Linked DNA regions of Mus musculus: all the other regions are linked to region 1. Evidence: chromatin loops called from intact Hi-C (ENCODE). Cell type or tissue: left cerebral cortex. All regions are shown on one strand. Region 1 holds the start of Nog (noggin). Region 2 holds the start of Coil (coilin). Region 3 has its middle 59 kb from the start of Nog. Region 4 has its middle 37 kb from the start of Gm34677. Region 5 overlaps Gm525 (predicted gene 525). Region 6 has its middle 43 kb from the start of Gm38759.

Region 1 (5,000 bases):
TATCATTAAGATATTGCTCAGTCTAGTCTCTCAGAGCAATAACCCAGTGTTCCTTGGTACCTGAATATATGAGGCTGCTCCCCATTGTAGAGTGGAGTGGGGCTGTAGCCTCCCCAAATGTGGCATTTCCCAACTCGGCTTGTGGTTCGAGAACCCAATAATTTGAGAACCCAATACTGTGTATGTATAATAATAGCTCTAATACTCTTTTAGTTTGTCACAGTGTATCCTAAAATTCCAGACAACACTTAAAGACCAGCAGAAAGTGTTAAGTGTATCAAAAGGGAGCACAGCTTAAGGAAACCAATTTTGACAGCTTTATAGTGATCTACGGATTGTTCCAATGTCCTTTGAGTACTTCCTTCCTATGCTTGTCATCTCTCCCCTCTGGGGACTGCAGAAGGCTTGGCTGCAGGGTGGGGTCAGCTCTGCACTGTCTAACACTCGCATGGAGACATGCGTTTCCCTCTGATCTCCATGAATAAGTCACTGAGCCATCATCAAGTATGCATGGGTTCCCATTCTTCCTATGCTGTTCAGTCGGATCTATCCAGCCTACATAAAGGGCAGAAGGCTCTAGGTTGGCTTTTAAACAAAAACAGGTGATCAGGGGCTGGAGAGCTAGACGGCTGAGTGGTTAGGAGCTTTAGCTACTCTTCCAGAGGTCCTGGGTTCAACTCCCAGGACTCATCTGGATGATGATGGTGGCTCACAACTGTCTGTGCCTCATGTTCCAGGGGCACATGGCCTCTATAGGCACATGTGGTAAACAGATATGCATGCAGGCAAAACTCTCATACACATACAATAAAATAGTAATAAATTTAAAATAGTAATAAATTTGACAATTAAAAGAAAAACCCACAGGTGATTTGAAGGAAAAACGAAAGAAAAAACATCGCACAGTAAGTGAGCAATAGCTAGAACTTAACCCTGTCTCGGGAGAGCTGGGCTGGAGTTTATCTCCTCAAGTCTTTACCAGGAAAAAAATTTTTTTCTCTTAGTTGATTCTCAGCAGTGACAAAATTGCTCTGGAACATTTAATCTTCATGAGACAGCAAACGAATGCCAAACCACCATAAAACATATCAAAAAGCAAAGTCTGGGAGACCGTCTCAGATTATGTGCAAACCAGACTACTTTTTTAATTTTTAAAATTAGATTTATTGATTTTATTTTATGTGTGAGGCTTTTGCCTGCATACAAGTCTGTGTAACACTTGCATGCTTGGTGCCCACAGAGGTCAGAAAAGGCCATCAGATGTCCTAGAACTGGAGTTAAGGATGGCTGTGAGCCACCATGCTGGGAAAAGAACCCTGGTCCTCTGCGAAACAGTCGGTGCCCTTTACCACTGAGTCACCTCTCTAACCCTAAGACCTAGACCAATTTTTAAAAAACAATGATTGTTCCTAAATTGTTCCTATTTGTTCTTGAGGGTGTCCTAGAACTCACTGTGCAACTCAGGCTGGCCTTGAACTCATAATCCCCTCTCCCCAGCCTCCCATATGCAGGGACCACACTGATCCCAGTAGGTCACTTTTTTCTCCAGTGGTGACCAAAGCAAGACCTTGTTATAGACAGAACCCAGAGAGTCTAATTCTACTTGTCTAGTCATTACAGCTGTGGGAAGTGTTCACACCTGAAACTGGGCATCTCTCTCTATGGCTGAGGTCTTGCAGAAAAGTCATACAATGCAGTGCTTTCCCCCCTTAGGGGACTAGAAGGAAAACTAGACCTTCTAGTTTTGTTTGACCTTCTAGTTTTGTTTGACCAAACACACTAGACCTTCTAGTGTGTTTGAGGCTGTGACACTGGGAATGCCTAACTCCCACTCCTGGTGAATTCCAGGACATTCACTCCAGATATCTCTCCTCCACCCCTATCCAGATGGGATCACGTCACCATCATAAAGGACTCTGAGCTCGGTCTTGACCCAGCTCTTCCTCCAAAGGAAAACAGTTCCCATTTCTCATCAAAGGGTTTATTCCTTCTTTTCAATAAGCAGTGTCCCTTTGCTGGGCTGAATTTGGATTAGTGACCTAACTCAGTTGTTAGAACTATAAGATGGTTGGGGGGGGGGGGGAACTTAGGTCACTAATCCAAAAACTAAAGTTTAGAGTGCCACCCAAGCGACTTACCCAAGGTCTACATAGATGTGCCAGAGTGGACAGCATCCAGAACTAGGGTACCTTATTTCTAGTATACATTTCCTTTTCTAGTCACCACTCTCTGCCCACTGAGGCTGTTTGCCCCAGCCAGATGATGCAAACCTGTGTACTTGTGAAATCGAAGTACCTTGGAGGAAAATCTCAGGATCTTTGTTTACACTAAGTCTGGAGATCTATGAGAAAGCATTCAAAAGCATAAAGTGCCTGTCAGTGTGTAAATATGGCACAGATGCGCACACACACACACACACACACACACCAGCCAGAACTAAATGCAGGGATCACAAAGGGCCAGCAGAGGGCGCGCCGCCCCCAGGGAGGTGAGAGCTAGTTGTACCAAGCAGCGAAGATTAGGAGAGCCACAGGCTAGGAGGATGTACCTCTATCTCCCCGCCACTCACCCGGTAGGACTAGGCGAAGGAGGAGGGTGAGAAGACCCCCGACTCCCCGCTTCGTGGATCTGAGGGGCAGAGAAGGGGTGCTACCTAGAAATTACATCACGCTGCGCAACGCTGCGGCTCTTGGTGTGTGTGTGTGTGTGTGTGTGTGTGTGTGTGTGTGTGTGTGTGTGTGTGTGTGTGTGTGTTGGGGGGAGGGGACTTACCCCAAGCCCGAGAGAGAGAGAGAGAGAGAGAGAGAGAGAGAGAGAGAGAGAGAGAGAGAGAGAGAGAGAGAGAGTGTAAAAAAGACACGCACCCGGGAAAATGCTCCATGCACATGGAGAAATTTCTTGCTAGGAACTGCACTGGAAACCGGGCCCCCGGCATCTCCCTGCTGCTCCCCTCCCGGTACAAATCACTCAGCTAGTGAGAGTCCCCCAGCCCCACCTCGACAACCCCACACCCCTCAACTCCAGCCCTGCACCCTCCAGCCTGGCTCCAGCGCCGCCACGAGCTTTCCCCGGGACTGGCCCTGGCGGGGCGCCTAGAGCCCCATTGCATTGCTCCAGGAGAAAGGAGGGGGGCGGTGCATTTTGTAGGAGGAGGAGAACCGGGGCGGGGGTTGGGGGGGGGAGAGAAAATTGCGCGGAGACCTGCCAAGCGCCACCGCCGCCGCCGCCACCGCCGCTGCCGCGCCGCCGCCGCCTGTGAGCTCCGGCGGGCAGCCTGACTGTCGGCTTCCCGGGGCATCTGGGTCCGGCGGGGCACAGTCCTGGGCGCTGCCGGAGCCGCCGCCGCCGCCGCCGCCGCGGCGACCAGTGCAGTCGCTTTCCCCCCGAGCCCGTGCGTCTCCGGCTCCTCGCGGGTGGAGGAGTTGGGGGTGGGGTTGTTGTTTGGGGGGAAGAAGGGGGAGGGGGCAACGCGGAGAGAGAGTCAGTGGTTTCCATGGTGATGGAGCTGAAAGTGCAGGAAATTTAAAGGCTTGGACCCTGCGAGACAGACAAACCGGTGCCAACGTGCGCGGACGCCGCCGCCGCCACCGCCGCCACCGCCGCTGGAGTCCGCCGGGCAGAGCCGGCTGCGCTGCCCGGAGCAGGCAGAGAGAAGTGGCCCAGGACCCGCTCTACCGGAGGCTCCGCACAGAGAAACAAGACGCCGAGCGACCGGAGGAGGAGGAGGGAAAAGGCTCGTCCACGCGCCCTGCGCCGCCGGCAGCCCGGGAGAACAGCGAGGAGCCGGCGCCCCCAGCGCCCCACGGTCGCGCTGGAGTAATCTCGGATGCCCGACCGCGGCCGCCTTCCCAAGTAGAGCGGCGGGGGGGAATTGCGACCAACTCGTGCGCGTCTTCTGCGCCGCGGCGGGAGCCGGCGCTGCGCGAACGGCTCTCCTCGCGGCTCATGCTGCCTGCCCTGCGCCTGCTCAGCCTCGGGTGAGCCACCTCCGGAGGGACCGGGGAGCACGGCAGCGCCGCGGACTCGGCGTGCTCTCCTCCGGGGACGCGGGACGAAGAGGCAGCCCCGGGGCGCGCGCGGGAGGCATGGAGCGCTGCCCCAGCCTGGGGGTCACCCTCTACGCCCTGGTGGTGGTCCTGGGGCTGCGGGCAGCACCAGCCGGCGGCCAGCACTATCTACACATCCGCCCAGCACCCAGCGACAACCTGCCCCTGGTGGACCTCATCGAACATCCAGACCCTATCTTTGACCCTAAGGAGAAGGATCTGAACGAGACGCTGCTGCGCTCGCTGCTCGGGGGCCACTACGACCCGGGCTTTATGGCTACTTCGCCCCCTGAGGACCGACCCGGAGGGGGCGGGGGACCGGCTGGAGGTGCCGAGGACCTGGCGGAGCTGGACCAGCTGCTGCGGCAGCGGCCGTCGGGGGCCATGCCGAGCGAGATCAAAGGGCTGGAGTTCTCCGAGGGCTTGGCCCAAGGCAAGAAACAGCGCCTGAGCAAGAAGCTGAGGAGGAAGTTACAGATGTGGCTGTGGTCACAGACCTTCTGCCCGGTGCTGTACGCGTGGAATGACCTAGGCAGCCGCTTTTGGCCACGCTACGTGAAGGTGGGCAGCTGCTTCAGCAAGCGCTCCTGCTCTGTGCCCGAGGGCATGGTGTGTAAGCCATCCAAGTCTGTGCACCTCACGGTGCTGCGGTGGCGCTGTCAGCGGCGCGGGGGTCAGCGCTGCGGCTGGATTCCCATCCAGTACCCCATCATTTCCGAGTGTAAGTGTTCCTGCTAGAACTCGGGGGGGCCCCCTGCCCGCGCCCAGACACTTGATGGATCCCCACCAACGCCCCCCCTACCCCCACCACCTCCAACCAGTTTCACCACCCTCTAGCGAGGGTTTTCAATGAACTTTTTTTCTTCTTGGCTACAGAGACCTGGCTTTCTGGTTCCTGTAATGCACTGTTTAACTGTGTAGGAATGTATATGTGTGTGTATATACGGTCCCAGT
Region 2 (5,000 bases), 330 kb after region 1:
GAGGAGAGGTTTGAAATTTGGACTATTTCAAGTTGCCACCTGAAGCAGAATGATTAACAAATCATAGTATTCCTGACTTAAGTATTCCTGATGCAAAGATATGGTCAGTGTTTCTAATTAATTTCCCTGATGTTCTGAAGAAATTTTGCAAATGTGGCACTCTCGACAGAAAGCAACACTAAACAAAGGCAAGCAAGAAATAGCCTGCTTTATAATTCCATTTTTTTGGGTTTTTTTTTTTTTTTTTTTTTTGGTTTTTCGAGACATGGTTTCTCTGTATAGCCCTGGCTGTCCTGGAACTCACTTTGTAGACCAGGCTGGCCTCGAACTCAGAAATCCACCTGCCTCTGCCTCCCAAGTGCTGGGATTAAAGGCGTGCACCACCACGCCAGGCCTATAATTCCAAATTTAACTCACCGCAGCGGAAGCTTAGAGGTGTGGTTGGAAGTGGTGGGACCATAGACTATATCAGTATGTATGCCAACTGGTATGACCAATCGCATCAGCCCGCCATCTGAGACAACTAAGCCACCTGCCAACTAGTCACACTGTAGTCGCTCCTGGATACTCACTTCAGTGACAACGATTAAATTCTCCTTCTTGTTGTTTTGAGACAGGTTTCTCTACCCAGCCCTCACGAGGGTGGCTTCAAATTCAGAGATCTGCCTGCCTCTGCCTTCTGAGAGTTAGGATACAAGGTGTACGCCACCTCCACTCGGGCCTCTCTCTCTCTCTCTCTCTCTCTCTCTCTCTGTCTCACATTTGTTTCTTTTGTTTTCCAAGACAGGGTTTCTCTGTGTAGCCCTGGCTGTCCTGGAACTCACTCTGCAGACTAGGCTGACCTCAAACTCAGAAATCCACCTGCCTCTGCCTCCCGACTACTGAGAGTAAAGGCGAGCGCCACCACGCCCAGCCTGATTTTACCTTTTTTCTTTTTTAAACAGCTCTCACATATGCCAGGCTGACCTATGTAGCCAAGGATACTTTGAACTCCTGATCCTCCTGTCTGTCTTCACCTCCTCAGTGCAGGGATTCCTGGTTAGCCAGCTGGGAATCAAATCTAGGGCTTTGAGATGCAAGCAGTCAAGCTACTGAAACACACAGCCTTCTGTGTGACACGTGAAACGCATTCCGATACCAATTGGATGGGACCCAATGACACCTGAATGAGACACAGAAATCCACCAGAAGTGGACACTGCCAAGGCGCTAAGGTGGGCCATTCCATACATTACTCAGAAAACATCTCTGCTTCCTGCCTGCAAGTGCAGCCCAGAGAAGGCGGGTCTGTGGCATATTTGCGCCATGCACACTGCACACAGAGCCTGGCAGAGTGAGTACTGGCCCTGCTCTTGAGCACCGGAGCTGCTCCAAGTTTAGTCCCCCTGAAATGAGAAGCGTCCCGGGGAACCCGGGGAAGGATGCTCCATCCTGGGCTGGACCACTCAGGATCTCGCGAACCTGCCTTTCCGCAGCTGGCTAGCTCGCTACCCGGATCCTGCATCCTGCGGTCCAGCAAGCGCCCCCCACCCGCACCCGCACCCCGAGCCGCGCGCCCCCACCCCCACCCCCGCGCGCTCCCGCGCACCTGAGGCTGTCGTTGTCTCTCACCAGGCGCGCGCTCTCGGCAGGGGGCAGCAGCCCCCCTTCCAGATAGAGGCCCAGGAGCGCCCCGGAACTGAAGCCGAAGCGCTGGCGGATGAGACTGATGAGATCCGTGACAACTCGACATCTGTTCAGGTCCACCAGAAGCCAGAAGACCGTGCAGTGTGGAGTGGCCGGCGGCGGGTAGTCAAATTGAAGCCGTAGCCTAACCGTCTCGGAGGCTGCCATCTTGCTCATGCTCGACGGAAGCCGAGAGGTTCCAAGGGCTTTCGCAGCGGCGTGGTCCGGCGGCCCGCCCCCAGCAGCAGCTAGCGTGCGCCGCCTGGGGGCGCAAGTAGGTCTGTAAGGCTCCCCTCGCGAGCTCCCCATTCTTTCTCAGGGCTGAACATACATGCAAGTTGACTGTCAGGATAGCTGCTACGATATCGGTTCGTGTAATTAAACAGAAACAAACCAAAAATCTATAAAATTAATAAGCAGCAAGCCTGACTCGAACCCCTGTAATAGGTTTTTACTTTTCTACCAAAAAGGTCAGGAAAGCACCAAATTGTGGTGCGTGTCCAAGCAGAAAATGAGACATTCTCGTGATGCGAGACTTAAAGTTCTCATAAGACTGTTTAAAACTCACACACACACGTCCTTGGGGGCCTCAGGGAGTTCAGTGTGTCCTCTGTCCCTGACCAGATCAAGTGCTTTCCTCATCTTGAGGCAGAACAGTATTCTGAAAGTGTTGACGGTCCAGAGAGTCAGAAAGCTAAATAAATAGGAAGATTTTCTTTAAAAGATTTATTTATTATATATAAGTTACACTGTAGTTGTCTTCAGACACTCCAGGTGGTGCCTAGGTACCCAGAGAAGACACTCAGGAACCACACCATTCACTCCAGAGCCTGCTGTTCCCGACCAGTCCTGCCTGTAGCAGGCCCTATCATCCCAGAGGGAATCATCCCCTACGGACGCCCTGTTCTAGCTTTGTTCCTTTCTCCTCAGGGATGGCTGCTGCTGGCTGCTGGCTGCTGGCCACCTCCAGTCGAGAGGTAGAATACAGTATGACGCGAGAGCAGTATTTGTGCTTTTAGGGTTATTTAATATTTATTTTAAAAGACAGCCAATTTATTTATTTATTTTCAACTAGAGAATGGGTCTCTAGGTCTCTAGGAATTGGCTGTGGGGCCCTCACTGCACATCTTGTTCCTTAGCACTGTTTCCAGAATCCTTCCTCACGTCTGGAAGAGGTGGAGGAAAAGATTAGGGGTGGATCTCCAGGCCTTCAAAGACATCTCCTGTTCTGAAGGCCAGGCCCACTGTGGCTGGGGTCTCTGGCCTTGCTACCTGAAAAGTGAAGCCACATTCCCTCAGAGTTTTCATCTCATCAAGGAGCTGGTTGTCCTTGAACAGCAGCTGCTCCTCAGGAGGCCTCTTCATGATGCCCTCAATGATGCGCTTGAGCTCCCACACCGTGCTTGACTCCTTGGCATCAGTGAAGATGGTGGTCTTCTTGTGTCGGATCACAAGAAACACAAACAACCCTGTGTCTGCTTGTGACTCCATGCACCTCACTGGACCTGAGAAGTGTCAACAACAGACTTTAAGTCTTTTCATTGCTCTGGGGCTGAGTTTCTCTGACCCTGACAGGAAAGGCTGGTTTCAATTGGATATCTGCACCTGCAGGAGGCCTCTTAGGGTGTTGTTAATCTGAATTCATTAGTCTAATGCTGGTCTTTGCCCCACCTTATGCATATTGCAGAGGGCTGAGGCCTTCTGGATTATTTCTAGGAATAAACAAAACAGATTCTAGGAACACCTACCCTATAATCCCTTTCCAAATGCCCTTGCTTACCACAGTTAAGACATCTGACAGTTTGATTTTTTTTCTTAAGACTTTTAGAATTTACTATCAGATTAGCATCATAAATGTGAGATCCAATATCTCTAATCTATTCTATTGGTGCTGATGGTGCCTAATCATCCTTTTGCATTCTGAACTAGCGTTTTCAAAAGCCAAGGATTCAATTAATATTTTTCTGACTTCTCTTTACAACTGAAGTCAATCTTTGCAAAAATCAGGGAAGGCTGCTTTGGGGCCTTGTGTATTTTAAGGAAAAGACTCACACCTTTCTTGGTTCTTCAACCTCATCTCAAGCATTAAAAAGCTGCTAAATGACATAGCATCAAAATGTGATCATCAAATTCAAGCTGCCTTTCTAAATCTTTGTTGTTGTTGTTGTTGTTTGTTGTTGTTTTGTTTTGTTTTTTCAAGACAGGGTTTCTCTGTGTAGCCCTGGCTGTCCTGGAACTCACTTTGTAGACCAGGCTGGCCTCGAACTCAGAAATCCTCCTGCCTCTGCCTCGAGAGTGCTGGAATTAAAGGCGTGCGCCACCATGCCAGGCTGAGGTTGGTTTTCTAATAAGCTTGAGCCAGCCCCTTTCAGTTTCATCATGTGACTGGCAGAGTGGCAAGTTCTTTCCTAAATTCCTCAATCTGTGTCTCACTGGTTTTCCTAGGTCTTTCTAAGGGTTTTTTAAATTTCTGAAGTCTGTGTCCAAGTATTTTTCTTATTCTCCTTTTCAGTCTAATTTTCCTGCTTCTGCTTGGATCTTATCAATCCAGTGTTTTTTGAGCAGGTACAGAAAGCCATGATGGCTATTAAGAATATAGTATAAGGGGCTGGAGAAATGGCTCAGCAGTTGAGAGCACTGACTGCTCTTCCAAAGGTCCTGATTTCAAATCCCAGCAACCACATGGTGGCTCACAACCATTCGGAAGGAAATCTGATGCCCTCTTCTGGAGTGTCTGAAGACAGCTACAGTGTACAGATACATGCCTGGTCTCCTGTACAATGATTTTGACAATGCTATTTACTTATTTTGTAGTGCTAGAGAGTGAACAAGGGGCCCTGTACACGTCAGGGGAGCACCACACCACTGAAAGACATTCCCCCAGCCTGGCTACTTGATAAAGAAAAAGCAAATAGCCGGATATAGTGGCGCGCACCTTTAATCCCAGCATTTGGGAGGCAGAGGCAGGCAGATTTCTGAGTTCGAGGTCAGCCTGGTCTACAAAGTGAGTGCCAGGACAACCAGGGCTACACAGAGAAACCCTGTCTCAAACAAACAAACAAACAAACAAACAAAAAAACAAAAAAGAAAAAGCAAATAAGGCTGGAGAGATGGCCCAGTGGTTAAGCTCACCGACTGCTCTTCCAGAGGTCCTGAGTTCAAATCCCAGCAAGCACATAGTGGCTCACAACCATCTGTAATGGGGTCTGATGCCTTCTTCTTGTGTGTCTGAAGACAGCAATGGTGTATTCATATACATAAAATAAATATTAAAAAATACTACTCATATATATACAATTTATTTACATATAATAAATAAATCCTTTAAAAAAAGTA
Region 3 (5,000 bases), 60 kb after region 1:
AGAAGCCTGCTGCTCCTTGTTCTTCACCCCTCCTTGCGCCCACGCATGCTGTCATGTTTTTGTGATTTCAGTCCTTGGAGACAAAGTATATTTCCCCCTGCATTGTGAACACTGGCTTTAGCCATTGTGGCTTGATTGGCCTTAGTAGGCAGGATGAGGATGCAAGAAAGGGGTGATGGCTCAGTGGTTAATGTCCTTGCTATGAAGGCATAAGAACTTCAGTTTGGGTCCCCGGCTTCCACGTAAAAAGCCAGGCAAGGAGTGAGTCTAGCACTGGCTAGTCCTGTGGTTCACTAACCAGACAGCATTGCCTAGCAAGGACTTTTAGGATTGGTGAGGGACTCTGCCTCCAAAACAAAATAGGATGAGGAGAATGGATCATTGTGGTCAAAAAGCACTTGCTGCGACAACCTGAGTTCAGATCCCCAAACCTATGTAAAAGTTGTACCCAGTAGCGTATGCCTGCCATCTTACTCTCTCAGGGCAAGATGGGGGCAGAGACAGGAGACTCCCTTGGAAGTTGCTGGGACTGCTAGCCTGGAGTTAGCAGACAAATGACTAGAGTGGCCCTGCCTCAAATAAGAAGGAAGGTAAGGCTTGGCATCCGAGGTTGCCCTCTGAACTACACTTGTGAACCATGGTCCATGCATACCCTCTCACACAAATGTACACGCACATACACGCAGAAATAAATAACAGTAGCTTTGTCTACCTTACCTTTTTGGCATTTCCATTGTCCTACAACTTTTTTTTCTTTCTTAAAATAATATTTTCTTGTTTGATAATCTCATAATTTCATATAATGTATGTTGATCTTATCCATCCATCACCACATCCCTTCAACTCCCCTGGTGTCTCTCCACCCCACCTCCCTCATACACACACATTAATGCATGCACACACACATACACACACATTAATGTGCGCACACACACATATACAAATGCATATAACATAAAATAGAACAAGAGCTGGAGAGGTAGCTCAGTAGTTAAGGGTATTGGCTGCTTTTGCAGAGGACCTGGGCTCAGTTCCCAGCACCCACATGGCAGCTCACAACCATCTGTAACTCAGCTCCAGGGTTCCAAGGCCTTCTTTTGGCCTCTGCCATGCATGATCATGGTACACAGACATGAAAGCAGATAAAATATGCATATGCATAAAAAGAATAAATCTTTTTAAAGGTTTAAAATATCAAAACTTGAAGCACTGTTTCTGCTGAACAAGTATTTCTAAGGCATATCTATATAAAATTTCTAAAGAAAACTTTACCAGTGCAAATAAGCGTGCACACTTTTGGTCTCAGAGGAATGAAAGGCACCCCAGCTAATATCCAGACCCATAAGCCTTCTAAAAATAATAATAACTATGACTGCTACTGACTGAGCATGGGGCTGTTTGTTACACAGCATTAAGGCAGCCATAGCTAACTGATGAAGCTACCTACCCACATTTCACTTAACATCTACTTAATGTCCAGTTGAACTAATGTTCTAAGGGATACATTACATAACTCTGACATTCCAGAAATTCACTCTTTAGACCAGGTTGGCCTCCGACTCACAGATTCACCTGCTACTGCCTCCCCAGGGCTGTGATAAAAAGCAGGAGCCATTACCACCCAGCTTCTAAGGAATACATTTTAAGAAGGGCTTCTTTGGAGCATCCAAAGCAAGTCCCTGCCCCCAACCCCCAATTTGCCTTCCTCACTGTCTGAGGTGCAGCCAGTGTTGAGTGTCGGTCACAGTGGCTCATCTCCCTATACAGATATAAGCTCTGTGGAGACAGGGACTTTGCACATCCTCTTACTATCCCCAACTCTGAGTGCAGAATCTCATACACTATAGACGCTCCATAACTTCTGGATAAACAAGAAAATAGAATGGAAACCAATCATAACTGTGTGGGCCTCTGTTCCTAAAGAATGTGAACTAAACGGCCTGTAAGTATCTCTTCATTTTCAGTGTCTCCACATAAATACCCAGCAACCTTCTGCAGCCCAGAGCGTTTCTGTATCCCTGCACTGAAACTCAAAGTTCAGGGTCTCTGCATGCCATCCAGGGTTACAAAGCAGGAGTGACAACTCAGACCTCATACTCTGGACCTGAGGCTGTAGGTCCCGCTGCTGTCTCCTCCTGAGTCCAGAGCACAAACTGAGCTGCCTGCAGTGGAAACCCAGAGATATCATCCAAGCTTGAATCAACAAGGCATTTCCCTCCTCCTCACCAAGAGCTCCTCTAGCAAATTTGGGGTTTTCCTAGAGGGGCTGACCCTCCAACAGCATCCTTTCACGCCCTCTAGTGGTTAGAGGGGAGCCCAGCATCCTGGAGGAGCGAAGAGACTCCCCTGGGCCTATAAAGTGTGCCTGCTACCCTGAGCACAGTCCTCTGGGAAAGCAATTTGGCAATAAGTATCAAAAGCCATAAACACAATCCTACCCTTTAACCCAGTAATTCCACTCCTGGGACTCTATTCAGAGGTGATAATCCAAAACTAAGGGAAAGTCTGAGCGCACAGTGATACCCTTGGCCTCCTTGTTTACAGTATCCAACACTGGTAAATATCCTGAGTGACCCAAACCAAGAACACAGTAAAGCACGGTGCAGTCACACAGGTAGTGTGATGCCACTTAAAATGATGAGCAGTGTCACATGAAACAGAGAGGCCATGAATGCTGGTATCAGAGTAACCGAGCTAATCTCCATCGTTTGATTATTGTGGATAAGCCTCAGTAAAAAAACGCGAAACACAACATTCACCTTTCAAATGGAAACAAACGACCATGAAAGAAAACATGCCCCAGGCATGTATATGTTATTATGCGATAAGATACTATATAGTATTACCATCAAGTTTGAAATTGCATATTTACATGGGAAAAAAATCCATCTGAAACCACAATAAGGAAAAGAACAGGACGCAAAATTATATATTCACTATGTTTGTCAAAAATGAAAAAGAAAAAATTCTAGGGATGAAGCTTTGGGAAGATGCATCAAAATGTTGGTGATTCTTTTTTTTTTTTCCTTTGCCGAAGTTTCCTGAGTAGGATGTGCTCAGAATGAAATGTGTACTAGAGCTGCTGAGATTGAAGCTGGCATGCCCTGGAGCCCTCGGTTCCCAGGTGAGGCAGCTCAGCCAGCCCACTGGGCATCAGAGGAGGAGGCAGTCACTCGGGTTATTTGATTGGACTCCTGAACTCCAACACATTTCTCTACCTGACAAGAGAGCTGTTGGTGCATTGAAAAGAGTTTAGTTGCATGATATCCTTCCTGCATCACATTGACTGTGTGTGGGGTGTGTGTGTGTGTCTCTCTGTGTGTGTGTGTGTGTGTGTGTGTGTGTGTGTGTGTGTGTGTGTGTGTGTGTGTGTGTGTGTGTGTAATGGAGACAACACCAGAGGCTTAGAGTACAGACACATTGACCTTTCCTAAGTCCCACACCCAGTCCATCCCACACTCCTCCTGGGCGGGGAAGTGAGTGATTAAAAGCCAAATTAACATCACAGACCACTGGGGTGAGGCCACTTTTTTTTCTCATTGCATTCAAGTTTTCCAGAGAGGATCCTAAGTGTCAACCAAGGTCCAGCACTAAGGACGGAGTCTTATAAGCTTCTTTGTCTCTCCCTTAAGCATCACACAAGTCATGGGTGTCCCCACAGCCTCTGGGCTGGAGCACACCAGGATAGAGATGACAAGGGGAAGGAAGCAGCTCCCCTCTGTCCCCACACCTCACTGTGACACCCAGACCCACCCCAAGTCCCTCCTGTAGGTTAGGAGAGTTTAGGGCCATGAAAAGTCAAAAACTGCACTATTTTCTTCTATTCCCATCTATTTGACTTCTAGGTTCATAGATCCTATGAGAGGTATCTATATAATCTAACTGGGAGTGGGGGATGCTCAGGTAACCCAGATGTTGTTGTGGGTAATTATCCATCTCAGTCTCCAGAGGACTCATTCATTACCCCAAGTAATTTCTGGAGTAGTTATTGTTGCTGTGAAACAAATCTTCCCAGACTCGGAGAAGAAGAAAGGGGAAAGGGAAAGGGAGGGGGAGAGAAGAGAGGGAAAGAAGGAGAGAACGAAATGAGAGAGTGAGTAAAAGAGGGATGATGAAGAACAAGGGGAATGGGAAGGGGAAACAAAGAAGGAAGAGAGGGAGGAAAGGAAAGAAGGAGGAGAAGAAATGATGAAGGAAAGAGGGAGTGGGGAGAGGAGAATGAATCAATACATAAAAGGAAAGGAGGAGGGAAGGAAGGAGTGAAAGAGGCTGGAAGAGGGGAAGACAGAAAGCCATCATAAAATTAGACCTATACAAATTATGACTAATACTGATTGACAACCTGACAGGATCTAGAATCTCCTGGGAGACAGGCCTTTAGGCATGCCTATTAGGGATTATGTACATTAGGTCGGCATCCCTACCTTAGAACCATGAACTAAAACAAACCCTTTCTCCCTTAAGGTCCTTTTGCCAGAGTATTTTACCATGAGAACAGGAAAAGACACTAAGATACATAGTCCATTTTTTTACACACATATATTGATAATTTTATGGAAACTATGGATTTTTGGGGTCTGAAACTTTCTAAGGGTGCACAGAGAGCCACACTATTCTGCAGGTCTAAGGCTAGGGACATCTGGGCAGAGCTAACCTGAGGGCTGAAATCCTGAACCATCATAAGATACCTGAGAGACGAAGGATTCAGGCCAAGACCTCTGCAGCGGCCATCAGACCCCTCCACGCAGTCTCTCTCCGGGGTTGCTGTGGCTTCTCCCCATCGTGGTGACTCAGTCCCAAGAGAAAGCAGTTCAGAAAGGAAGCCTTCAAAGTCATACATGGTCCCTGCTTCTGCTGTGGCCACCACCCTACCACTTCATGCTTTTTTGTCACAAGACATGGCTGCCTTGAGGCCACCACTCTCTATGAGGACTGAGCCACTCCTTTCCCTCTTTCTTCTACAACTCCATCCTCAAAGTATTCTACACTCTACTCCAAGG
Region 4 (5,000 bases), 620 kb before region 1:
TCATTAAGCAGGGAAGAGAGGTTAAAGTGGCCGCCTTCTGACTGAGGCAGAAAACCAGAAGCAAATGACCATGCAGGGGCAATGTTTTAAAAGAAGAGACAAAGGGGAGGTCTGTGTCAGAATGGGCTAGGATGTGGTAGTGTATTTTGATTGGACATGTTAATGAGGTGAACCAAAGTGGGCTTTTGATTGCTGGATGTTACTACTTTGATAGATGGACCTTGATAGTCAGCCTCAGGAGGAGGAATTGGCCAAATAAGAGAGTAGACAGTGGTGGTTAGCTTTAGGAATGTAAAGAAATTACATTCCTAAAGCCATTGTGACCAGAGACATGAACATAGTGAGTCTCACTCTTGTTTCTCTCTCTCTCTCTCTCTCTCTCTCTCTCTCTCTCTCTCTCTCTCTCTCTCTCATCTAGATCTTTCCCTGTGCACACTTTGCAAACTCACACGCACCTCTCTTTTTCTTTGACTATCTGGCTAGTTCTCCTTATTGAAATGTAAGTGTTCATGTATATATACATGTGGACACAGATGTATAAACACATATATTCTTGCGTATTTAGAAAACATCTGTTGAGCACATCTTCTAGAAACCACTTTTATAAACTCTTTAATTATTTTTACCAGGCAAAACAGACACAAATGTTTTTGTGCTGCAGAGCTAAGTTTTGGTGTTGGGGAGGAAGTGGCAGGCAGAAAACAATAGCTAAAATAAGCAACACTGAAATAAAAGGCCACACAAGAATTCAGAGGAGACAAGGGAGTTAGGGGTAGCAGGCGGGTCATAACATTAAAACAAAACGGTCAGGAAAGTCCACAGTGACTGGCCACTTGTAATACGGGCAGACTGACAAGTCTCAGAGCAAACAGGGACTGTGTTGGTTTAAGCTACATGGTTTTTCCATCCCTTCATTTCATTGAGATTGTGGATGTCCCAGGAAACAATGTGTTGTCACATCACTTCTTGAATGGGCAGAATTAGAGTGAGGAACTCCAGATCTCAAGTTAATCAGAAAGGGCCTGCAAGGAGCCAGGCTGGAGTTTGAAAAAATGAAGCGCCAGACTAGAAAGATCAAGACCAGATCCTGGTGACAGCTTGGCGTCAGCTAGGAGGCGTGAAGAAATTGGACAATTTATGGCCAGCCAGTGAGGCTGCGTCATCATTCCTGCCTTGCAGAAGTACTCAGAGGGAAAGAATAAATATGTTTTCTGGTTCTATTTTCAGTTTTCTATGGCTCTGTGCTCCGTAGATATCAGACTCTGCAGCGGTCTATGTCAGGGGCTTTTGTTTCCAAAGGAGAGGCAAAAGAATTGAAGCTGGGGTGTTTGATAGCTCTGATGAACAAAAAGATCAGCCCTGGGAAGATGTGGGTATACTACAGATCAGCTAAAGGACATGAAGTGAACAAATAAGGTGGGTCCTGGGTAGCTCGTAGGAATGGGCATGTCTGAGAAGCCAAGAAAATGCAAAGAATATGGAATTGTTTAGTGTCCACGAGAGAGTATACAAATCCCAGAAGCTGGTTGCTAAGGTATCACTATCCTGTAAACCTGCTAAAAGTCAAGTTATCTTAACTGCACTAGCCTATCACACAATGATAAGTATTAGGAAGTCTAAAGGATCCATTCATTACATTAGGGACACAGAATGCACCATCTCGTGTATCATGCCACATCGTCTGATTCCGTCAGATCTGTCTTCCTTTGCTTGACTCTTGGTCCTTTGCAATGTGTTCTGATTATATCTAAGATTCATTGACCTGAAGGAAATCCACTAAACATCTTCTCATTTCCCTGAAGATAAAAAAGGCAAATGTTTTATAAAGAGATACAAAATCATCTTGATGTTCTCTCTCCATGTACCTATCTAGATTTGTGCCCTTGGGTCTCCCATAGGTACACTTCTGACTTCCTGAACATCTCTGTGCAATTCCCAAACTAAGGGATGCTTGTAGCACACAGTTCTGTTTGCTCATCATCCAGCCTTGGGCTGGAGTCTGCTTCTGTCTCTCCTCATCTCATCTCAATTCGTGATCCCTTCTTGACAGATTTCTTAACATTTCTTCTCTATAAGGCTGAGTTGGGTTAGAAAGTCCCAAAGGACCCCAAACCTTCCTCTCCCGTGACCCCTCATTGGCTTGCCATGTAATGCCTCCTCGTTTTCTTTATACCTCGGACAAGGGATTACCTGATTTTCTTAAGGTTGAGATGATCTCTCTTCAACTTCTCAATGAGAACCATGGTATTCGTCGTGTATGTCCATGCTCATTTTCTCTTCTGTCTCCTGGTTCTGTTCCGTGGAGAGCTTGTTCTACCATGGACTTTGGCTGAAGCCTGGCTCTGTGCAGGGTTTCAGCCGAATGCTCAAGGGGGCAGTGTGGTAATGCAAGAGAAAGCAGTCTCTCCTCTCTGAAAGGCTTGGCCATTTTTTTTTTAAACATGAAAATCCTTGCCCTGGAAATTAAATTATATTTGGGATTTTTGGGTTCCCCTCCCCCAGCCCCACTGTGGGAGGTTTCGGAAAGTTACTGTGGTGAGCAGCACAGTCAGAAGCTGTCAGCGGCCAGCCCCACAAGGCAGGTCCGGCAGGCTCCTTCAGCACCAGGGCCCCAGGGGACAATGTGTGCACATGAGGGCTAGGCTTTCAGCGGTCAGTGGCCTACCACCAAAAGAGCACCTCCTCCCCCTACACACACACACACACACACACACACACACACACACACACACACACACACACACACAGAGCCTTCTCATCCTGGCTACCTTTGAGTCAATAGTTTGGGATCCATTTCAAATCCAAGGTGGATGGATCGAGAGGGTTGTTTTTATTTGTTTGTGTGTTTTCCAAAATATTTCTGAGAAAGCAGCTCTGAAAATATGCCTTATGTATCCGTGGATTCATACATATTCATAGCTTCCTTCTGACTGTATGTTGAAGTTTTCTTCTCCAAGGAGGCCTTAGGTAAGCTGTAAGGCCCCTCCCAGCTCCCGTCCTCCACAGTTCTAGCTAGTCAAGAGTGGAAGGAAGGCTATGAAGAAACCCAGTCCTAGAAAAATTCTATTTTGGGGGGAGGTTGGTGGAATAATTCAACCCCTTTCTAACTTTGGGAGGTACAAACCTGATTCCCCAGGTATTGGATTCAGTTAATTCAGTCCTCATGACTCCATATAGATGCACTGTACCTTCTCATGTGTCAGGAAGAGAGCTAAGTCCTGAGTATAAAATGGCCACACCTGCAGTACTGACTCACCTATATCTTGCAGGTTGATGGGGACAGAGACTGTCAAAACAAACACACACACAGTCCGGGATGTCAGATACTGGGGTAGTGGCATTCTAGAGAGGAAAGAGGGTAAAAAATTGAGATAAAGTGTACAGGGTTCCTATTCAGAGTAAAGGCTCAGTGGCTCGAGACAGAAGAGCGCTAAGCACATAAGACTATATAGAAGATGACAGAACAGAATGCTAAACATAGCAAACTCCGTGGAAGACTCAGGGTATTTGTGACACAGAAGGTTGGCTGACAGTGAGAAGACTCACCCCATGCTTTGTCACCCAAGGAAGAGAACAATCCCTTCTAACTGTCACTGAATGGTCATAGTAAAGGCCACGTTGGTTCCCATAGGCATGTAAGCTACCAAGATGTGAGAACATCTCACAGTGAAAGCTTACCTCAGAGATCATCCAAGGCAACTCCCTTTTTATTTAATAATCTCCTCGAAGCTGTACTACATAGTTATTCCAATTCTTCGAAACAGCATCGCTCACCCTTTCCACTCTTTTTACTTCAGGTTTTTTCCCATTGATTTCTTAGATTTCCCTTTCTAGATGGCAAATTCTAAATTCTGTCTTCCTTGTTTAATGAACCTTTTTTTTTTTCCTCTCTCAAGAACAGTGAGTGCCACACAGTAGCTTTTCAGAGCATGCTTGCTGAAGGGGGTAATCAAAGCTAAAACTAGACTTCTTGGAACTCATTGGCCTTCATTCTGTTTGCTAGAACAAATCTGGTCTTAATGTCTCCTAGAAGGAATTTTACAGTCTTTTGAAAATAATGCTCATTATGGGTTTTTTCCCCCTGACTGTTAACATTTTGAATGTGATTCTGAAACTCATGAATATTTGGGTTACTAGTAGGGCTCTGGCTAGATGTGATAACTCAACCAAATATACATCAACTTTATCCTACCATCACCTGCATGTCATTTCTCTATTTTTAATATAAGGATATATATGCATTGTTCTGAAGATCTACTTCAGGTTGAATACTTTTAATGTGAAGGCTGTCACACTTATATTAAAACAAAACAATAGAACACCAGTAATGTGCCATCAAAACATGCCAGTGTTGTTCAGAGTTTGTCAGTGGAATAAAATCAATACAAGATTCTTTGTATATAAATAATACCTATAACCATTATTGTTATATAAATAATACCTATAACCATTATTGTTATTATTGCTTTTCATATATTAAATGTATTAAGACACAAATATGTATATATGTATATGAGTTGGCTCACACAGTTTTATGGAGACCAAGAGGTTCAAGGCTGTCATTTGGCAGCTGGAGACACAGCCCATCTAATGGTGTGGCTTTCTTCTGAGTCTGAAAGCCCAAGGAGCAGGAGAATGGTTGGTATGAATCTTAAAACCATCAGGGTTGAGATGCAGAAGGAGCCAAAATCTCATTACAAGCCTGAGAGCTGAAACAGACTGAAGGCTAAGCTTGATGTAGGAAACAGGAGTAGTTTCCTCTCATCAATGAAAGCCCCAGCCTTTCTGTTTTATTTAGACATTTATTGGATTGGCTGAGGCCTAACTACATTAGAGAGAACAGTGAACTTCACTCTGTATACAGATTTAGACATTAATCTCATCCCTAAATAATATTCACAGACATACCTAGACATCTCATGATCTAGTCAGCTTGATATGTAAAATTAACTAATGTATTATCTAGCAGACTATTAAATAGGCTATTATGCAAAGCATCT
Region 5 (5,000 bases), 220 kb after region 1:
CTCTGGCTTCAGTGAGAGCCCCTATCTCAAAAGCACAGGTGGAGAGCAGCTGAGGACCTCTGGCTTACTTGTGCACACAGCTGTCCAGGCATCGCTGCATAGGAAAACATTCACGCACGTACATCATATAAGTGAACACACACTCATAGAAAAGCCAGACGTGATGGCTGTGTGCTGTATGTAAACCCAGCATACTGCAAGCCGAGACAGGAGAATCACCATACATTCAAGGCCAGCCAAGCAACAATAGATTCCAGGCCAGCCTAGGCTTAATGTGAGGTCCCACCTCAAAGAAAAAGAAAAGGAAAAGAAAAAGAAATGAAGTATTCTGTGGAACGAGATGCTTAACATTCCTCTTGACAGGGGCCTAAGGCACACACACACAGATAAACCATTCCCACCCACTTTGTAGCATCTACTGCTTTTTCAGAACCGGAAAAACTTATACTGAGTGAGGTTACAACCCAGGCTCAGAAAGACAAACAGCTCGTGTTCTCTTTCATATGCAGATTAGATCTATGTTTTGACCTCTAGGAACACCTCGCACACATGGTGCACATACATACATACATACATACATACATACATACATACATACATACATGCAAGCAAAACACCTCTACACATAAAATAAAAAGAAGTCCATAAAGTAATTTTTAAGTAGGGAGAGGGCTACAGAGAGAACCAGGGTCTCAAAAACAAACAAATCCCAGGCTCCGAGGATTCTCTACCTTGGTCTTCTGAAGAGCTAGGACTATGGCACATGCTACCCAGCCCAGGGTAGGTTTTATTTGTACGTTTGTTTTTTTAGGACAACAGCCACGGTACACCAAGTGTGTGGTTTAGCGCCTGGTACACAGTAGGGCCTCAGTACCGCTCGCTGAAGAGATATATAAATGAATACATGAAGAGGTTGCTTTCTGTCTCACTGATGCCTCCTTGGAGGGTCCCTCGCTGTCTGTGTCGATTGTCTTTGCTATAATAGCCAAATCTACATAAAAGCAAAAGTCAGTGTCTGTCTCACAGCAGCTGAAGTCATCACTGAAGAAAAGCCACCAAAATAGACACACACTGAGAACAAGAAAGAAGCCAGCACCGGTTTCCATGACACTTCAGTATTTATTTTAAATGTTGGGGAAATGAATCTGCCACAAAGGCCTGAAAGCAGTCATTAGTCAAAGATGAAAAGCCCAACTACAAATCAGCTAAAAACCACAAATTCAACAATTGCATTGGCCGAGTCAGAAATGACCCAGTACTAATGACCCTCTCAAATGTTCCTGGACTAAGAAAGGAGAGGGAGATGGAAAACAGGTTTTCATTTCTTTAGATTCCCTTCTCCAGGGAGGGAAGAAATTAAACAAAAACAAAAACTCATATTTGTGTTCCATGTCAAATGCTCATTGTAATGATTTAAAGTGAATCTTTTCCCAGTAATTGGAATGGAAACTACACTTAGACCCTCCCTGGAGTGGCATGATAATGAAATGAGATGCCCAGCAGAGCCTGACCTGACCCAAGAATGACATAGCAAACAGCCTATCAAGGCGTGAACTCTTTCCAAGATGTCTCCATCCTTTCCTATGACATTTGGGCAGGATTACAGGTCCATTGACATTCGGGAGAATTTATTTTGCTCATTAGTCAAAGGTAATCACGCAGACTGGAGGATGGCTCAGAAGTTAACTGTCCTGGATTCCCCCGAAGGCTCCGCGTCCCAGGAAAGCCAGTATGCGCTGACATCTCAGCTATTCTGAACCATCTTTGAGATCATGGGAACAAGGGGAGTGGAGTTCCTGGGACAGTCGTCATGGTGCTAAACATGAAAGCATATTTACAAAGGCCACTTACCATAAAGCCAGTGTGATTTATCTGCACCCAGTAAGAGCACACCTGAAAGGAAGACAAGCCAAAGACATCCCAGCTTCCCAGGAAGGCAAATCCCCAGGGCACAGGAGCACTTATAAACAGAGATGATCACAAAGGACATTGCAGAAGCCTGAATGTCATCCTTCTTAAAGAATTTGCCTGGTTCTGCCTGGCAATGGGCAAACAAATTCTTCCCTAAGACTTGGAAAGATGAGAGGATCTTAATGAGTTTAATTGAGGCAACTGAAGAGATTTCCTTGAGATACACTCAAGAAAAAATTCTATCCTGCTGAGTACACACACCCCCACCCAACCTCGCCACACCGGTCATTGGCTTGGTTCTGGAGGCTCTGAAGTGAAACAAACTGTCCATCTCCTAAAGCGATTTAGAACAATCTAATAAGGCAATCAATGTCAAAATTGAGGGCTGGAGTGGCTCAGTGATTAAGAACACATAGTGTCCCTGCAAAAGACCCAAGTTCAGTTCCCGGAACTCAGATATATACACATGTATACACATACACACACATGCATACATACCCACACACAGACAAGCACACAAAGGCATAATTAAAAAATTTTTTAAATAATCTTTTTAAATAAACAAAAATTTAAGTATTAAATATAAAGATCACCAAAGCACTAGCTTCAATACTCAGCGAGATGACAGGGTTGACAGTTAACCCATTATCTCTCTGAGCCTTTTTCTAGAAATCCGCTTTCACACGGATATGTTTAGTGACATGTACAGCATTGTTTTGTACATGAGTAAGACAGTCTCTCCATCCACAGGAGATATCTTCTAGCGCCCCCTAGTGGATGTCTGAAAACGCAACTGGTGTTGAATTTCCACAGACCGTATTTTTTCCTATTCGCAAAGGCCTATAATGAAGTTTAATTTACAAACTGGACCAAGCAAGAAGTCAATGACAATACTTAATTATAAAATAGAATAACTCAAATGTTATGCTACAGAGCTGGAGAGGTAACTCTTGTCAGCAAAGCCCTTACCTCCACTCAGGGAAGGGCCTGCCTCAGGAGAGGCTGGGTGGGTCTGGGTCTGTCTATGGAGAAAGTTACTGAACTTATCCATAATAATAAAATAGAAAGCTGGCAGATCAGAGAGTTCCATTGGTAAAGTCCCTGCCTCGAGAGCATGAGATCCTAAGCTCGCTCCCCAGAAGCCACATTTAAAACCCCAGGCATCATGGTGTATACTTTTACTCCCAGTGCTGGAGACACTAAGTCAGGCAGACCTCTGGGCTCACTGGCCAGCCTGTCTAACCTACTTGGGGAACTCCAGGCCTACAAGAGACCCTATCTCAAAATGCAAGGCAGACAGCTCCTGAAAAAATGATACTCAAGGTTGACCCTGGCCTACACACACACACAAGAATACACGAAAAAGCACAAATGTACACACACACAAAAATAAAACAATACACTATAATAAAAGCTTTGTAAATGTAGTCTGTCACACACATGCGTGCATGCACACGTACAGACACACAGACACGCGCACACGCACACACACACACACACACACACACACACACCCTCAGCTCTCAACATAGCTTATTGGGTTGTGCTTTCCCTTCTTATTATGAGAACACGAAATGGTGTAATGCCTGTGGGGTGGAGAGACACCATGACCAAGGTAACTCTTATGAAAGAAAGCATTTAACTGAAGCTTGCTTACAGTTAATCTATGATAACCATGGTGGGAAAGAGACAGGCACAGCCATGGAGCAGTAGCTGAGAGCTTTACATCCTGATCTCTAGGTATCAGTCAGAGATAGACAGAGGGTGGGGGAGGGGGAGGGGGAGGGAGAGTCTTGGCCTGGTGAGTGAGCAGAGGTCCTCAGTTCAATTCCCAGCAACCACATGATGGCTCACAACCATCTATACAGCTACAGTATACTCCTATACATAAAATAAATAAATAAATCTTTAAATAAATAAATTGCTACTTTACCACAGTCCATTACAGCAGCCAGGCAGTGGTGGCGCACGCCTTTAATCCCAGAACTCGGGAGGCAGAGGCAGGCAGATTTCTGAGTTCGAGGCCAGCCTGGTCTACAGAGTGAGTTCCAGGACAGCCAGGGCTACACAGAGAAACCCTGTCTGGAAAAACCAAAAAAAAAAAAAAAGAGTAGAGGGAAGTGGGCTACCAAGATGCATCACATCAGAGGGGAAAGGTGCTTGCTATACAAGTTTGGTGACCAGTGTCCAATCTTTGGAACCCACAGAAAGGTGGAAGAGGAGAACCAACTCCACAAACTCTGACCACCAGATAAGCACCGTAGTTCACCCACAGCACTCATCATGCACAAGCACAAAAATAATAAATAAGTTTTAAAGGAGTATAAGATGCTGGGCATGCTGGCTGGTTTTGTGTGTCAACTTGACACACAGAGAAAGGAACCTCCCTTGATCCAACTGTAAGGCATTTTCTCAATTAGTGACCAGGGTGGGAGGGTCCATTGTGGGTGGGGCCATCCCTAGGCTGACGGTCCTGGGTTCACTAAGAAGGCAAGCTGAGCAAGCCAGAGGAAGCAATCTAGTAAGCAGCACCCCTCCATGGCCTCTGCATCAGCTCCTGCCTCCAGGTTTCTGCCCTGTGTGAGTTCCTTTGGTGATGAACAGCAATGTGGAAGTGTAAGCTAAATATACCCTTTTCCTCCCCGACTTGCTTCTTGGTCATGATGTTTTGTGCAGCAATAAAAACCCTGACTAAGCCACTGAGCACGGTGACGCACATCTTTAATCCTAGCACTCAGAAGGCAGAAGAAGGTGTATTTCTGGGTTTGAAATCAGTCTGACCTACTTAGCAAGTTCAAGCCAGCCAGAGCTACATAGTGAGACCCTGTCAGAGAGAGAGAGAAAGAGAGAAAGAGAGAGAGAGAGAGAGAGAGAGAGAGAGAGAGAGAGAGAGAGAGAGAGAGAGAGAGAGATCTTATACACACTGAGGGCAGACCTTGTTACAATTTGGCAGTACCTAGTATAATGGAAAGCATATGAAACTCTGAGAATTTTCTTTTTTTTTTTTCCACTGAACCTGAAAAACACACAAGTGTATGATGAGTTTTATTTCATTGCCGTATGTGTATGGTTATTTGCCTGCATGTATG
Region 6 (5,000 bases), 140 kb after region 1:
CCTTAAGATCTAGGCTCTGACTTCAGTTACGATAGTTTTTAAGTAAGCTGGGAAAGTTCTTCTATCTCTCTACTCATATCTCACTCTAAAGCAGGCTTGCTGAGAGGCTCAGAAGCAATAATTGGGACACACCTAGTGTGAGTCTATTACATGGGGGGAAAATGTCAGCTCTTCACTCAGCTTCCCAAAAGCCTTATCCTCAAGCCAGAGGAGGCCACAGAAGGCCTGGCATTTTGAACATAAGAGCCCAGACCTATACTTAACAGGGGATGAATCCCAGGAATGCCCCAACTAGGAGTTGGTGCTTGTTTTTGTCTAAAGGCCTAGAGAACCCAACCATCCACTTGACAGAGACTTGGGGTCTGCCGCTGGACTCCATGGAGATGCTTTCTGTCTGATCACTGGTTGTTGAGGGAGAGTATTTTCATGATGGTTCTAGCAAGAGCATCAGACCTGTAAGGAGTCCCCAGATGGCAGCCCAATGATCTGAACTGAGATATCAGGGCCGAGCATAAAGGGCAAGGGCCATGGGGCAGAAACGAATTCGGCCTTATCAGTTTGGATCAAGCCTCATGGGAAGGTAAGAAGTGAGGAGCCCCCAGAGGTGGGAAGTGTGCAGGATGCTGAGCAAGCAGACACATCCCAGAAGCCTAAGGTCTCTTCAAGGAAGACCCTAGGGAATGCTCAAAGCCATTTGGCTCAAGTATGACTTTTATCAAGCTTTCTCCACTTGGGGCTCCTGTGGGCTCCAGGCAGGCACCCTCAGTGGGCACAGCAGAACGGGATGTCTTGAGCCAATGTACCAATGTGCCAATGTGCCAGTGTTCTAATGTACCAATGTGCCAGGCCTACTCCAGAGGCTACACACTGAACCATGCTGCCCTGTGTCACCTCCTTGCCTACAAAATCAACTACTCCTTCCACCCTGGCTTTTGGAGGATCCAAGACAGCTTGTTCACTATTGCTTGCTCATCTTGTAATAGCCAGTGGGACTTCTCAGGACCACTATCCTGATCTCCCAAGAGATCCGCTGAACAGCCACTTTGATAGTGAGTAATCAGTTCATACTCTGGTATCTACAGGCTATCGAGAGGTCGCAACAAGTACGGGTGCTTGCAGCCAAGACTGATGACCGAATGGACCCTCAGAAATCATGTGTGAGAGAACCGGCTCCCTCTGGCCTCCACATACTGTAAGGCAGCACATAAATTTCTACATGTATGTGCACATACATACCCAGAAACACAGGTTAAAAAGGGCGAGATAACTACCTCTCTCCTGTGTGCCCCTTTGCCCCTAGACAGCCTTCAGCTGATTTTCACTGTCAGAATTACCACTGCCGCCATAGGCCAGCATGTGTCATCATGAAGAGACTGAGGAAATCAAAAGGGAAATGAAAGGCTGGAGATTCATCTCAGTTGGCAGAGGGCTTTCGGGGAAAGGCATAAAGCCCTGGGTTTGGTTCCCAGCACCACGTGAGTTGGGGGTGGTGGCGGCAGAATGGGATGTAGTCTGAGCAGCTGGGAGGTAGGAGCTGGGGGATTAGGAGATCAAGGTCATCCTTGGCTACATAGCAACTTTAGGGCTAGCCCGGGATACATCAGAATGTGAAGGAAAGAAAGGACAAAAGGGAGGCTTACAGATCGGGCCTTGCTCCCTTTGAGTGCCAAGCCATTCTGAGAACTTAGTTCCAGTTACTTAAACTCCTGGCCTCTGTGGAATAGAGATGACAGCTTCTTTGGGAGGTTCAGGACTCAAATGGGGGTGAGTTACAGGACACACAGTTTAAGCAGACGACAACTGTCAGGCGCTGGTAAATTGCAAACCGCAGTAAGGTTTTGCATGAGCCATCCCAAAGCTACCCTTTAAAACAGCCAAGCTTTGGCAAGACTAAATGTCGGGCCAACAGCGCCACCTGGTGGTCAGCATGAGCTCTGGCATATTTCGCTCAAGACCACACTTTTCTCAGCCTGGACATAATGCTCATGTCACAAGAAGACTGTTTCCCCAGAGTCAGTTAAAAGATGCTCCAAAGCTAAGCAGGGAACATTAGCTGACCTATGTATTCATCTCTGAAGAAATAACAGCTGGTATTGTCTCGGAAGATGGAGAGTAGTTCCATCTATCTTAGAAAAGACAATACTCTTCCCCTAGCTTGCTTTTTAATCTGTATAACAAAAATGATACTTTATTTGTAGATATAAAGAATAAGAAAAATATAGGCCCGATGAAAGACATTTGGTAGATGCTCAAGACCATTTTTTAAAATTATATTTGATCCCAACAGGCACCTGGTCTCAATACACCTGAAGCACGCCCCATGTGCCCTGGGAAGACATCCAATCACCCATCCTGTGAACCACATGATATTCCTGCTTCTCACCTTCAGGAGACATGATTCCAAAGCCAGTTCAGTCTAGAAAGTACCTATCAGAGCTACGGTTCCTTAAGAACGGCAAAGGAGAGAGATCATTCACCCTTGCACACAGTCTACAGCGACACTCAGTATTTGAGATACAAAGATTTAATGTGGTCCCCAGCGCCAAGGAGGTTTCGTCTCAACCAGAGAATGATAAAAATAAATACATACTTCATGGATCAAGTGTCCTGTTGAGTTTAATACTCTTTAGGACAGTAACACAGAGGGGGACATAGACAATGAGATCTGGGGGAGTTGGAATGATTTGACCATTTCAATAAGTGTGTGAAACCCTACTGCATCCCAGGCACAGCACAAGGACCTGCAAAACCAAGAATGAAGGGTTCTCACTCTCAACTGGCCTCAGAGAGGCTGTGGTCAGCCTGGGCAAAGAATAGTACGGAAGGGGCACAGCCTGTGCTCAGGACTGCAGAAGACATTAGGGACAGACTGAACGGAAAGAGGCTGAGAAGAAACAAGGCAGGGTTCATCCAAGTTCCTCCACACCGGCCCATGGCCTCTTCTAAACTGCCTCCCTGGCTTGCAGATTCCAGACATGCACTTCCTTTCATTCAACGCCATATTGGAAACTTGCTTGTCCTCCTCTGCCCCCTTCCCCCAAGGGTCCCAGAGATAAAGCTCTCCTATAGAGTCTACTACAGAACCTGTAGGTCTCGACCCCTTTGGGGGTCTGATATCAGATATCCTGCTTATCAGATCTTTACATTACAATTCATCACAGTAGCAAAACGATAGTGGTGCAGTAGCAATGAAATAATGTTGTTTGGGGTAGGGTGGGGGTCACCACACTAAAGGGTTGCAGCATTAGGAAGGTTGTGAGCCACTGGTCTGCAGCCCTTCACTCAGAACGTGCCCAGCAAGCCCCTCCCCCATTCACTCACTACAGCCCTGATGACACCCTCTGCTCCAGCCCTCTAGGTAGGGACTCTTCCCTCCCTCCACAGAGCCTTCTCATTGACGGCCTCTATCTTAAGCTCTTGCCTCGCCACCCCCCCACCCCCACCCCGCCACGTGGAGGAGCTCAGGAAGAGGGGAGCAAGCCAGAGACTCCCCGGATCTCCTCTCATACACTTCAAGAAATGAGAGAGGCAACTACCTGTGCCTCCACCCCCATCCCCGGAAGCTCCATTTCCTGCACACCTACTGTGCACATCCACTCCAGCAGAACAAGGCAATAAAAAAAATAAATTAATTTTTAAAACTTGGGACTGGAATTCATATCCAAGTTTACAACTTCCTAGTCGGATGTGTTTGTACCGCTTACTTAAAACACTTAGGTCCTCTTCCTCATAGATGGGGACTATAGTAAGGATTAAAGAAAATGTGATAGCACAGTCAAAGACTTGGCACACTGCCAGGCACACATGAGAACTCGTTAACCGTTGATATCATGCAACAAGCACTGTTTCTTAAGCATCTACTAGGTGCCGAGTCTGGAACTACAACTGTGAGCTCCCAAAGTCTTGATCCTTGTCTTACAGGGCTTACAGCCAGCAGAGGAAGGGTCACGTAGTCCCTGATGGTGAGCAGTTTGGGGGAGATATGGGTAGTGTTAATAGGGAGCCTAGAATGGCTAAGAGGAAGCAATGGAATTAGATTGGAGTAATGACATTTAAGCTGAGACCAAAAGGATGTGCAGGATGGAGGTGATGATCTGTGGGGACAAAGCCAAAGCCTGCAGGTGGCCAAGAACACTGAGCCACCAGGAACTGGGAGGAGAGAGTCCGGGGTAGCGCCAAGTGGCCAGCAAAAAAGAAAGGACCTGAGCTAAGGTTGGAAAAGCAGGCAGGAGACAGCTCCCATGGGGCCATAGGAGAGATCAAATATTTAACTCTACATCAGTAGGAGGCTAGGGGGACAGGGAATGCAGACACGACTGAGTTTGTGTTTTCTAAAAAATTAAAATTAAAAAAAAAAAAACACCCCATGCTGATAACCATCGGTGACTAACATAGAACACCATAAAAGAAGTGGTTGGAATTAGGGAGGCAGCTGGGATGGCAGAGATTGACCTACAAATATAAGCAACCAACTTGATCATGGGCTGGATGTGGGAGGTGAAGGAGAGGGAGGGTGGGGAACACCTTTAACTGGAGCGAATGAAAACTCAGGAAGGGCCAGATGAACAGGAAGACCAATAGTCGGCTGTGGCAATGCCAGACACACAGTTCCATGAGAGAATCTGGTATATCAAAGAAATAAGTACCCGGGGATATGCATTGGCAGTAAGAACATATAGACATATTTATCAGTAATGTGGAGGAATAGATGCACACTGTCCCTTTGGCGTGTCATCCTGGAAGTTCACAGAACAGAGCACAAAATACAGGAGTGTGTCGTAGGCTTTAGCTGAATGAAATAAAGTTCGTTGGCAACCAGTGGCCATCGATCCAGACTTGGTACCAATTTGGCCCCAGCAGCAGCAGAGCATGGAGCACTGGGAAGTAAGAGAGAGAGTAAAGCCAGCCATGTTGCTTAATGAGGAGGAAAAAGAGCTGAGACTGGAGACTGGACTGGTGGGTTACAGGGACAAAGACTGGCACCAATCCACCAGGAAGTA

Evidence for each region. A loop is a pair of places that touch in the nucleus more often than their neighbours do. Peaks named below come from ENCODE experiments on the same cell type or tissue, not always from the same donor. Only the 100,000 strongest peaks of a DNase experiment are listed, where the experiment ranks them.
Region 2: it touches region 1 in a loop (2.3-fold over the local background); 6 of 42 quality-filtered maps call a loop at or near these places.
Region 3: a loop joins it to region 1, with 8 times the contacts of the local background. A loop is called at or near these places in 7 of 42 quality-filtered maps.
Region 4: a loop joins it to region 1, with 4 times the contacts of the local background. A loop is called at or near these places in 5 of 42 quality-filtered maps.
Region 5: it touches region 1 in a loop (4-fold over the local background); 15 of 42 quality-filtered maps call a loop at or near these places.
Region 6: a loop joins it to region 1, with 9 times the contacts of the local background. A loop is called at or near these places in 37 of 42 quality-filtered maps.

The regions. Positions count from the first base shown.
Region 1 is chr11:89,301,106-89,306,105 of GRCm38, reverse strand. It overlaps Nog (noggin), which reads left to right and starts at 3,547. Exons shown (of 1, transcript NM_008711.2): 1 at 3,547-5,000. The coding sequence starts at 4,086. The coding sequence ends at 4,784. In left cerebral cortex, CTCF peaks have their summits at 2,469 (motif pointing right), 3,717 and 3,963; DNase peaks (open chromatin) are centred at 3,806, 4,187, 4,487, 4,647 and 3 more places; H3K4me3 peaks cover 2,379 bases; H3K27ac peaks cover 1,449 bases.
Region 2 is chr11:88,970,790-88,975,789 of GRCm38, reverse strand. It overlaps Coil (coilin), which reads right to left and starts at 1,855. Exons shown (of 7, transcript NM_016706.2): 1 at 1,588-1,855. The coding sequence starts at 1,841. It also overlaps the pseudogene 2210409E12Rik. In left cerebral cortex, CTCF peaks have their summits at 1,727, 1,927 and 4,394 (motif pointing left); DNase peaks (open chromatin) are centred at 1,335 and 1,868; H3K4me3 peaks cover 1,400 bases; H3K27ac peaks cover 738 bases.
Region 3 is chr11:89,240,838-89,245,837 of GRCm38, reverse strand. No RefSeq gene overlaps it. Among named protein-coding and RNA genes, the nearest start is that of Nog, 59 kb to the left of the region's middle. In left cerebral cortex, a CTCF peak has its summit at 2,307 (motif pointing left); a DNase peak (open chromatin) is centred at 2,313.
Region 4 is chr11:89,918,828-89,923,827 of GRCm38, reverse strand. No RefSeq gene overlaps it. Among named protein-coding and RNA genes, the nearest start is that of Gm34677, 37 kb to the right of the region's middle. In left cerebral cortex, a CTCF peak has its summit at 2,368; DNase peaks (open chromatin) are centred at 1,071, 2,429 and 2,944.
Region 5 is chr11:89,082,475-89,087,474 of GRCm38, reverse strand. All of the region lies in intron 2 of Gm525 (predicted gene 525), which reads right to left. It also overlaps the pseudogene Gm22534. Among named protein-coding and RNA genes, the nearest start is that of Gm525, 11 kb to the right of the region's middle. In left cerebral cortex, a CTCF peak has its summit at 2,685 (motif pointing left); DNase peaks (open chromatin) are centred at 1,058, 2,664 and 4,592.
Region 6 is chr11:89,162,371-89,167,370 of GRCm38, reverse strand. No RefSeq gene overlaps it. Among named protein-coding and RNA genes, the nearest start is that of Gm38759, 43 kb to the right of the region's middle. In left cerebral cortex, a CTCF peak has its summit at 1,911 (motif pointing left); a DNase peak (open chromatin) is centred at 1,909.